Regions from separate parts of the Mus musculus genome. Here region 1 is linked to region 2. Evidence: chromatin loops called from intact Hi-C (ENCODE). Cell type or tissue: left cerebral cortex. All regions are shown on one strand. Each heading gives the region's core, and the rest is flanking DNA. Links, peaks and the distances in the headings are about the cores only.

The links. A loop is a pair of places that touch in the nucleus more often than their neighbours do. Peaks named below come from ENCODE experiments on the same cell type or tissue, not always from the same donor. Only the 100,000 strongest peaks of a DNase experiment are listed, where the experiment ranks them.
Region 1: a loop joins it to region 2, with 4 times the contacts of the local background. A loop is called at or near these places in 4 of 42 quality-filtered maps.

What each region holds. Positions count from the first base shown.
Region 1 is chr8:84,517,755-84,523,122 of GRCm38, forward strand. It overlaps Cacna1a (calcium channel, voltage-dependent, P/Q type, alpha 1A subunit), which reads left to right. Exons shown (of 47, transcript NM_007578.3): 5 at 857-1,009; 6 at 5,262-5,368. Among named protein-coding and RNA genes, the nearest start is that of Gm32854, 68 kb to the right of the region's middle. In left cerebral cortex, for the core only: a CTCF peak has its summit at 620 (motif pointing left); DNase peaks (open chromatin) are centred at 559, 1,211 and 2,669; H3K27ac peaks cover 3,247 bases.
Region 2 is chr8:84,411,476-84,416,843 of GRCm38, forward strand. Cacna1a (calcium channel, voltage-dependent, P/Q type, alpha 1A subunit) reads left to right here and starts at 3,889. Exons shown (of 47, transcript NM_007578.3): 1 at 3,889-4,468. The coding sequence starts at 4,170. In left cerebral cortex, for the core only: no CTCF peak of the experiment used is centred there; DNase peaks (open chromatin) are centred at 3,086, 3,613, 4,164, 4,287 and 1 more place; H3K4me3 peaks cover 2,534 bases; H3K27ac peaks cover 2,452 bases.

The DNA of each region.
Region 1 (5,368 bases), core at 316-5,315, 110 kb after region 2:
TTTTCCTCTGACCTCTACAGATAACCACAATAATTAATTAAATTATCAAAACACTTAGAATCATGGAACTCTTCACATAGGATGAAATTTTAAGCATCTTTAGTTTTTAACCCCCTTCTGTCTCACAAAATACCTAAAATATCTATGGCTGTATCATCTAGTGAGGTAAAGACACTGATGGTGGGTCTGTGAGGATAAGGGCTTGCCTGGGCCCTGATCTGATGTTCACATCTGGATCCTCCACACCTAGCCCACCACAGCCCCCAGGGACCACCTGACCCCAGTGTCATCCTTCTCAACTGAGCTGCTCAGAACAGGGAAGCTTGTATGGGTAGTGCCTAGTAGCCTGGGCCAGGCTCACACAAGTGCAAATGCTTGACTTTGCTGTCTCTTGAGCCCACAGAGAAATCAAATATCCCTGAGCCCCACTTCCCAATCTGCTGCCTGCCTGGCTCATGGCCACAAGCTGATGAGTTTATTGGGAATCTAGTTCTTTGGAGTTGAGAGTTGAGGTGCTGGCTGCAGGCCTATACAGTCTTGCTGGTAACCCCGGGGAGGTTTTGGATGAAGGGAAAATGGGGCTCTTTTGGCTTGGGGCAATTTAGGGAAACAGCACCCCCTTTTGGAAGGAAGCTACTGAACAGCCCAGAAAATGGCTTAGAAAGCCCTGGCTAGCCACCCTTTGGGCCCTAAAACTCCTCAAAGTAGATAATAAATATCTTTAAAGTTTTATAACCAAAAAGGCCTTTCCTGGGGGGCTGTGACCACCTCCCTCTCTGCCAGCCCCACACTGGGCTCCATGGGTGGCACTTGGCGGGGTGCTTGCTTACAGACCGGCCTCTCTGTGTCTCCACAGGTTTACAAGTCGTCCTGAAGTCAATCATGAAGGCGATGATCCCTCTGCTGCAGATCGGCCTCCTCCTGTTTTTTGCAATCCTTATTTTTGCAATCATAGGGTTAGAATTTTATATGGGGAAATTTCATACCACCTGCTTTGAAGAGGGGACAGGTAGGTCCGAGGTGTTGGATGTGAGGTTTTCCTCAGGGGACAAAGCTCCAGAAAGGACAGACAAGGACATTGGTCCTCCCAACCCCAGGGCAGCTGAGACTCGGCACTGCGACTACACAGCAGAGGGCCTGCTTGCAGTCCACAGAAACAAAGCTGTGTGTTAGCTAGGGATGCGTGCCTGTATTCCCAGAATTTGGGAGGCAGAAGCAGGTGGATCTCTGAGTTGGAGGCCAGCCAGTTTGCAGGCTAGTTCCAGGACAGCCAGCACTACACTTGACAAAAAGAAAAGAAGAAGAAAAGGAAGGCTGTTGGGGGATTGAGGTCTTGCCGAACATGCACGAAACCCTGGATACATCCCCAGCATAGCTAAACTGCCTACAGGAAAGACACCAGCCACAACTGCCTCTGATACCTCAATTGCAGCTGCAGCGTTGGGTTTGGGGTACCCTGGAAGGCAACCCAGGGGACAAGTCGTTTGTTTAAGAATGATCCCTGAGATACCCCTAGAAGTTGGGCTGAGGGTGTGCTCTTGAGCGGTTTTCCCCATGAACACAGGAAATGCTACAGTGTCTGGAAACAGCAGAGATGCCCTTCCATCACAGGCAGGAGGGCAGGGCAAGGCAACAGAGTATGAACAAGAGATGGCCCTGCCCTTCTCCCTTAGAACCCAGCACCTGACAGGTCAGGTCCCAGGCAGTGGGAACCCTGCCTGATAGGATCCTGGCTTCTTCAGTCAGAACCCAGCACCAGCAGGTGCTGCCTGCCTGCCCAATCAGAGCCCTGTGCCCCATTGTGCTTTGGTTAACCCTTAGGAGGCTGTGTCCAGAGGGAGCTGTGGTTTGGGTCCCACAGAGATCAGCATGAAGGTGCAGCTTGGGCTCAAGTCCGAGCAAATACAGAAGGCATAGGCTGCATCCACATTTGGACCAGATGCATCCCGGTCCGATCCCAGATTCTCCAGAATTGAGCTGCCTGGTGTCCCAGAATGAAGAAGAGCCAAACAAGAAGATGGTGCCTGTGTTTCAGGACTTGAACCACCTACCCCAGAGCAGACAGCCTAGGTTTCCAGAGCCAGAGAAAGAGTGAACCCATGGGCAGAGAGGTGTGGGACCTTTTCAGGAAAGGCAGCCAGGGAAGAATAGTGTGTACAGAAGTGGCCTTGTCCCAGCTCCACGCACCCACCCCAAGCAGGTCCACAGAGACAATGCCCTGGCCTGGTCCCAGCTGGGAAGGCTGTTCTAGAAGCCTCGGGACTTCACTTCTTCCTCCTCCTGCTCCTTCTTTCCCAGGCTTGTGAAGTTCTCTCAATACGGAATGGCCTAATTATTTCTTTCTCCAAAGAAGAAGGTGTTAATTGAGGCAGATCTATTTCTGCACCTGGCCTCACCCAGGCGGAAGACAGAGAGAGTGTGTGTGTCTGTCAGCCATACACAGAACCACCCAGACTTAGGGCTCAGGAACTTAGGCTGTATGAGCTTTCTGGGGTGTTTTTGTTTTTGTTTTGTTTTCCATCCAGGGCTGGCTGGGGTCCCAGTGGGGTTGTGGGGGGACAGATGTAGGTGGAGCCATGGAGGACAGCAGCCTGGATTCGGGAGGCGATCCAAAGAGCTCCCGATTAAGACTGTAAGATGTGTGAGTAAGAGACAGATATATACAGACGCCCCGGCAGCAGGCTAATTTTAAAATATATTTATAGCTGAATTTCTCCGACTCCGGATGGCTGTGTTTCTCGAATCAACCCTGGGAGTGCTTGGCGGACGGCTAGGGTTGAGGGGGCTGGGGTCGAGCACACCTCTGGATGCTGTTGCTAAAGATAGGTGGTTCCCAGCCACAGGCGCGGGGAGCCCACTTCCTGTCACCCACAGCCATCCCACACATTCACAGACTCCAAGACAAAGTGGAATGCTTCCTGTTTTCTAAGAGTTTTCAGAATCCTGGATGAACAAGACCCTGGTTTGCAGACTTTTCTAGGCAGGGAGGCCAAGTGCTCCCCGCTCACAGGAAAAATAAGGGCAGGAGGACCCCAGAATTACTGGGTATACATAGAGAGCTTCACATAAGCCAGATTTGGGTTGTAAGTGGGGTAGAAAAAGTTCTAGAGACAATGATGATCTTCCCAGTAGGGCCTCTGTAGAGTTTCTCTTCCTGCCCTGAGTCTTAAGCTTTAAAGATCCCACTCTCCTATCTGAACTGTGTCCGAGCAATCTACCATCCAAGCTAGAAGCAACGCCTTTTTTTTTCTTTTTGCCTTTGTCTGCTTTATCATTTGTTGTGCTTTTAATTTTTTTTTTTATTTTCAGTTGGTTTGGTCTTTGTCTCACTGTATAGCCCAGGCTAGCCTGAAACCAGTCATCTTTCAACCTCCTGGGTGCAGGGGTGGCAGGTGTGAGCCACTCACTACCCCTAGCACATATCCTTTTGTTGGTGGGATGCATACCGTCTGCCTTCCCTGCATGGCAGTTGGCGTAGGTTCAGTAAAGCCAGCTGCACACAGGAAATGGATTTCTGTCAAGTGGAAACTGGAGCTTTTAGAGACTTGGCAGTTGTTATTGTTGTTTGTTTGTTTGTTTGTTTTCAAACATGTCTTTTGTTTGGTTTTTTTTTTTTAAGCCTTCTCAAACTAGCCATCTCATCCCTGGGGGGTGTAGCAGGAGGTTTTCCAAGATTCAGAACTACACAGTGGTTTTGTGGCCAGGTTGAGCCAGGTGTTAGCTGTGGGGACACCATGCCTCCTGTTCACTTCAATATGAAAGGATTTGAATGTGACCTGTACAGTCCGCTCCTCCATGCAGGCTTCTTTGGCTCTGTGCTAAGCAGGATCCCTTGGCATTCCTGGTGTGTCACAATAATTACCTTACCCTCAGGTAAGGGTGGGAACTGTGTGCACCTGTGCCTCTCTCCAGGGCCCCATGCATGTCATAAAGAAAAACACTCAGCATGGCTCGAGAAGCACACCCAGATGACATGCATTTCATGGTGCCCTGCTCTGACCATGCTGTGGATCACAGACCACATCTCAGTTGTTAAAGACTGCAAAGATGCAGCATAGATTGCTGGGTCCCATGGCTGCCAATGAAGCCCAGAAGGAAAGAGCTACAAGCACTTGAAAACCAGGAGGCTTCTGTTCTGTTTGCAGATGAGACTCCCTGGTGTGGGGGATTGTTCTTACAGTAGTCTAGGGAGTGGTCTGAGTGTAGGGGGCCTGGACATGAGCAAGGCTGGCCCAGGATCACTTGATGTTGTAATCAGTGATAGCACATGGGAAGTCATCTCTGTCTCCTCTCTCTCTCTCTCTCTCTCTCTCTCTCTCTCTCTCTCTCTCTCTCTCTCTCTCTCTCTCTCTCTCTCTCTCTCTCATTTTTCCCCCTCAGAGAAATATTTCTTAGTTACCCATTGGTCAAAGGAGAAATAATAGTGGAAACTGGGAATTGTCTTAGTTAGGGTTTTATTGCTGTGAAGAGACATCATGACCTCGGCAACTCTTACAAAGGAAAATATTTAATTGGGGCTGACTTACAGTTCAGAGGTTCAGTCCATTATCATCATGGTGGAAGCATGGCAACATGCAGGCAGAAATAGTGCTGGAGAGGGAGCTGAGAGTTCTACATCTGGATCAGTAGGCAGCAGGAAGAGAAAGAGACACTAGGCCCTGCTTGAGCTTCTAAAACCTCCAAGCCCACCCTGAGTGACATGCTTCTTCCAACAAGGCCACACCTCCCAATAGTGCCACTCCCTGGTGACCAAGCATTCAAACACAAGAATCTATAGGGACAATTGCTATTCACACCACCATAGGGATTATTTTCACAATAATGAAGAATGACCATGACATTGTTTCTGAGATGCAGTCAAAGCTACTCTGGAAGGACAACTTGTAGTCTTAAAGAAAAAGATTCAGTTTCAACAGGTTAAGAAAAGAACAGAGGCTAGGTGGTGGTGGCACACACCTTTGATCCCAGCACTCAGGAAGCCGAAGCAGGGAGAGTTCAAGGATAGGCTGGTCTACAGAGCAAGTTTTAGGACAGCCAAGACAATACAGAGAAACCCTGTCTCAGAAAAGAAAGAAAAGGAAAGAGAGTTAAACTGGTAGAAAACAGGAAAAAACAAATGAGCGTTGAAATATGTAGTGATGCGGACAGTAGTTAAGAGATCTAAAACCAAACGCTGATGTCATCTCATCCCAGTTACTATGGTTTCCCATCCTCAGTTGGTTTTCCCTTCTCCCCTTTACTCTCCACTATGTCCTTCCTAGACGACATCCAGGGTGAGTCGCCAGCTCCGTGTGGGACAGAGGAGCCTGCCCGCACCTGCCCCAACGGGACCAAATGTCAGCCGTACTGGGAAGGGCCCAACAACGGC
Region 2 (5,368 bases), core at 173-5,172:
ACCATGTAAAGGTGGGATGAGGAAGCCAACATCACAAAGTCATCCTCTGGTGCTCGCACACAAACAGCAATGGTAATAAATAAAAGATGCAGATCCGGGCTGAGACACCGCTCTCAGCCTGTTTGGATGTTTAGCACTGACTCTGTTTTCTGAAGTGCATATCAAACTGTCCTCTATGCTGCACAGTGTCAAAGGGTTTTAGACTCATGGCAGTGACTTGAGTAAATTTTCCAACCTTTCCCAGCCTCAGTGCTTATGAGTGGGCTGCTGGGCTTGGGAAGTGGCTCAGTCAGTCCTTGACTTTCAAGCATGAGGACCTGAGTCGGTTCTCCACATCCCACATAGGAAGTAGGGTATGGTACCACACTCCCAGGGCTAGGGAGGCAGAGTCTGGAAGATGTCTCAGGTTCACCCACCAGCTAGCCTTGTCTGCTTGGCAAACTGCAGGTCAGTGAGGAACTGAGGAGTACAATCAGAACAAGACAAAACCTGATGCCAACCTCTGTTCCCCTGTCAGTTAGTCAGTCAGTCAGTCAATCAATCAGTCATCAATCAATACTTTAATTAAAAAGGTGAGTGGAACCTGAGGAACAATATCTAAAGCTGTCCTCTGGCTTCCATGTGCATTTGCACACAGGTGCTTGACTGTGTGTATGTACACACACACACACACACACACACACACACACACACACACACACACACACACAAATGGGGCTACTCTGGAGACCATGTGGAATCTTTATCCCAGGACTCCATCATCCTCCAGATCCACTCTGGTAAAGCAGCTCAAGGGGCTTCAGAAATCCTTGCAGGTGAGGATGAATCTGGGAAAGGTTGGCTCTGCAAGGTGCAGGTCTCCTGGGCTGATTCCTGATATCCTTAGGCAACAGCTTCCTGTTTTGCACTATTGGCCTTTGAGACAGTGAAAGGCAGAACAGGGTCAGATATAAACACCATCGCGGTGTGGTGAGTGCCCTGTACCCCCCGCACAGCTCTGCCCCGTGTGTTACTTATGCCACGCCTGTTGTATCACATTCCTAGTTGTGATTTATTTATATGCTTTGTTGTTTGAGGCAGGATTTGACTAGCTTAACATGTACCCTGGAGCCCAGACTGTGCCTGAACTTACAACAATCCTCCTGCCGCAGCCTCTTGTGCAAGTGGGTGACAGGTGGGTACCACCACCACACCTGGCTTGTTTTGACAAATTAGGAAATCTTAAAATGCACTAAGAGTTTATATACAGACATAACATCACTTTCAAATGTTCCAAATGAACTCAAATGCTGCGTGTGGGCCAAGCAGGCTTTAACTAGCTGAAGATTTGCCTTCTTAGCCTCTCCCCCTCTCCCTTTCACATTCTGCTTTCCAATCCACACATATTTAGGCTTAATGAAATTCATGACAAATCATGATCCCCTGCCTCAGCCTCTGAGTTCTATGATGGCAGACCTGCACCTATAAAAAACCCAGCTTCTTTATTATTAAAACAATTTTAATTGTATTTTTAATTTTGTGTATGTGTATGGAGGTCAGAGCACATCTTGTGATAGTCTGGTTTCTTCCATCATATGGATTCTGGGAATCCAACTCACGTCAGCAGGCTTGGTGGCAAGCCCTTTTATCCAGCGAGCCATCTTGCTGGTCCCCTAAATCCATTCCTTCTTTTAAAAACTTTGTTATTTCATTTTATATGTATGAGTGTTTTGTTTGAGTGCATGCCTGTGCACCACATGCACACCTGGTGCCCAAGGAAGCCAGAAGATGGTGTTGGATTGCCCAGAACTGGAGTTACAGCTGGTTGTAAGTCACCATGTGGGCGCTGGGAATCCAACTGGGGTCCTTTGGAAGAACAGCCTACATTCTACCTTCTAAGCCACCTTTCTAGCTCCCCAAACTATTTCTTGGTACATCTGCTTTAGAAGTTAAGTTTCACATCCTATAATCCTGAAGCTACTACGTGTATAGAGCCTGAAACACTGCCCATACAAAGCCTCAATCCACAAGCAGGCAAGTTCACATGCATATGGTGTCTCAGGCAATGCCGTACTGTGGCCCCAAAAGAAAGAACCCAGATGCCCATTAAAAATAAAAAGAAAGAAAGAAAGAAAAAAGAAAGTGGACAAGCAAATTGTAGACTTTTCTTTATAGAGTATTATACAGCAAAGAAAATGTGTCACCCACAGGTTCTGCAGAATGATGCTTATTATGAGATCAAAAGGAGCAAAGCATAACTCCTGCCGAGGAAGGCATGCCAAGGTCATAAATAAAGCTAAAAGAATTAGCAGAATGCTCAGGCAGAAGTTATACTGGCACTGGCCCCCGTGTAGGCCTGTAGGCGGGTTTCTGGGGAGCTGGCTTCCAGGAGGGTTCATTCGCAGCAATTCCTCAACTTGTTCATTTGTGATTTATGTAGTTTTCTCTGTGTTCATGGAGTTTCCAAATAGGAAGAAAAAAAAAAAAAGCAGGTGGGGTGATCCAAGTGCCTTATAGAGCAGGGGCCAAACCGAGCTAGGCCAGCAGCCCCCGCCTAACACCCTAGGTCTCAGTGAGTGGTCTGCTCCTGGGAGCTCACACGGGGGCTGCCACCAGGATCTCCTATACATTAGCTTGGATTGGCCCCCTGGGACCCACAGCCTTCCTAGAAGTGCCCCAAACCATTCTTCTAGCTCATAAAAACTGTCTTCTGCTCAACAGACCCACATTTGTTCAGCGTCGGCCACCCGCACCAAGTCTCCAGACCAAACCCTCTGGTCTTTTAAGTTTCTTCCTTCCTGTTGGGCACGCCTCGTTCTAGGCAGCGACGCGGACCTCGGGTGGCAAGCAAGGTCCCTTGTGCCGGAGGACTCTGTCCCGACTTCCCCCTGCGCGCCTGGCCGCGCCTGCTCTCGCGCTGGTGATTGGTTGCGCGTGTCGCCGGGTGGGTCTTGCTCTAGGGCGCAGGGCCGCGATCTAGCCCCGGCTCCCGGCCGGGCAGCTCCCTCCTCGCACCCCGCACCTCTTCTTTCAGCGGAGCTGGGGGGAAGGGAGGGAGGCACCCGGGGGTGGGATGCTGCCAGGCTCTGCCGCAGCCCGAACCTCTGCCGAGCGGCGCGCACCGCCCTCCCTCGCTCGTTCGCTCGCTCTCTCGCCTCCTTCCCCCCGTGGGGAATTTTCAAGACTGCGCTGCTGCAATTTCCCCCCGGCCGAGGCTGCGCCGCGCCTGGCTGCGCGCACACACGCTTCCGCGCGCAGAGGAGCCGGCGGCTGCTGAATCAGGAGGAAAACAGATCGGCTTTTTTTCAAAGCCGGGGACCAGCGGCTCCCTGAAGCCTCCGAGCCCCGCCGCGCCCCTGCGCCCCGCTCCTCCGCCCTCTGCTCTCCAGTCGGGTTGAATTTGGGGGAGGGGCTGCAGCGTTTTCAGGAATTTTCTATTCTTTCCAGGTCTAGGAAAGTCAGCAAAACAGACGGACAAATCCTTCGCTGCCACCCTCTTCCTATAGCAAAGACCTGGTTTTGTTTTTTTGTTATTTAATTCTTTTCTTTTTATTTTATTTTATTTTTTTACTAATGGGCCGAGCCCACGCCTTTAGCAAGATGCCAAGCTGACCCGGACCTCGGAGGAATTTGAAGCCAGTCTCTGCGTCCAAGGGAGGGGGGACGTCCTTCGTTTAGACTTCGCGTTTTAAAGGGGGTGTGCATTGGAGCGTTGCTTTAAAAAAAAAAAAAGCTGATCTTTTTACACTATTTTTTTTAACTGATTTTTTTTTAACTGAAAAAAATTTTTTTTCTTCTTCTCCGGAGTGGGTGGCCGGGGATCGCCTGGATCGCGTCCCCGGTTATTTTTGCCGCGCCCCTCCCCCGCGCCCCGCCCCCGCGCCCTCCCCCGCACCCCTCCTCCCGCCCGGGGTCACCGCCTCTGCCGGCATGTCCCGAGCCGCGCTCCCCGGCTCGGCCGGGCCGTCCCGCTCGTGAGCCCCCCGAGCTGAGGCCGGGCGCCGCCGCCCGATGGGCTGGGCCGTGGAGCGTCTCCGCAGTCGCAGGTGCAGCCGCCGTCCCCACAGCCCGGCCAGCCTGAGCAGCGGCGGCGGTGGTGGTGGTGGTGGTGGCGGTGGCCGTGGCTTCCGCAGCGCTCGCCGCAGCAACAGCAGCCGCCGCGTAACCCGAGGCCCTTTGCTCTTTGCAGAATGGCCCGCTTTGGAGACGAGATGCCGGGCCGCTACGGCGCAGGCGGAGGAGGCTCAGGGCCGGCCGCCGGGGTGGTCGTGGGCGCCGCGGGCGGCCGAGGAGCCGGGGGCAGCCGGCAGGGCGGGCAGCCCGGAGCGCAGAGGATGTACAAGCAGTCGATGGCGCAGAGAGCGCGGACCATGGCCCTCTACAACCCCATCCCTGTCCGCCAGAACTGCCTCACGGTCAACCGCTCCCTGTTCCTCTTCAGTGAAGACAACGTGGTGAGAAAATACGCCAAAAAGATCACTGAATGGCCATATCCTTTTGCCCCAGCCCGAGCGGCTGCGCCTCCCCTCCTCCTCTTCTTCCTCCTCTTCTTCTTCCTCCTCCTCCTCCTTTTCCTCCTCCTCTTTTTTCCTCTGCGGGGCTGGGAAAGAGACCTGGGGGCTGATGGGAGCTGGGGGGCTTCTCGGCGGATAGGGGCTGGAGATGGGGGCCCGGTAGCTGAGGGAGGCAGCCTCCAGGCCTGCTGGGCTGCCGCTGCAGAGTGAGCCTGCGAGTAGTTAGGAGGCTTGGGACTGGGGGAGTGAGTGGTTCCTTGTGAAGACCGAAGGTCTGGATCCTGGGTCGGGTCGCGCGGGGACACTGATGGGGGCTCTTCTGATGGGGTCTGACTTCTGATGGAGCCCTAGCTGGGCCAGTGCTTGGACGATTTGGGTTACAGGGTAAGAGAACCCATACATGTCTCCCTCAAATCCTTCGGAATAGTACCCCGATCTCTCAACCCTGGCCTTCCACCCAAGGTGGGATCCTCAGGCCTAGGGTATAGGATACCATGTGGCCTGGCCGTAGAGAAGCCATCCCTCAGTTAGTGGCTCTGGGTGGGCCACCAGCTGCATCTGGGGACTGGTTTTTTTTTTTTTAGTGGTTTGAGGGACACATCATCAGAAGCCCTGTGTGCAACTTCCATTCTCTCCTGTCACAGATCAGAACCCCTTCAGCGTTATTTTTTGGGGTGTAAAGAAACATAATGCCATCCATCTGGTGAGGCCCATGGCCTGGGAAGATTTGAGGTGTGTTGTTTCAGTATGAGGGAAGGCTGAAGGAAGGAAAAGAAGTGGGGACCCTTTGGAGGGCTTTTTGTGGGCTTGGGTTTAGCTTCTCATACACTGGGGACCTGGGTAGGAACACCAGGAGGGTCAGCCTCCATATAGAC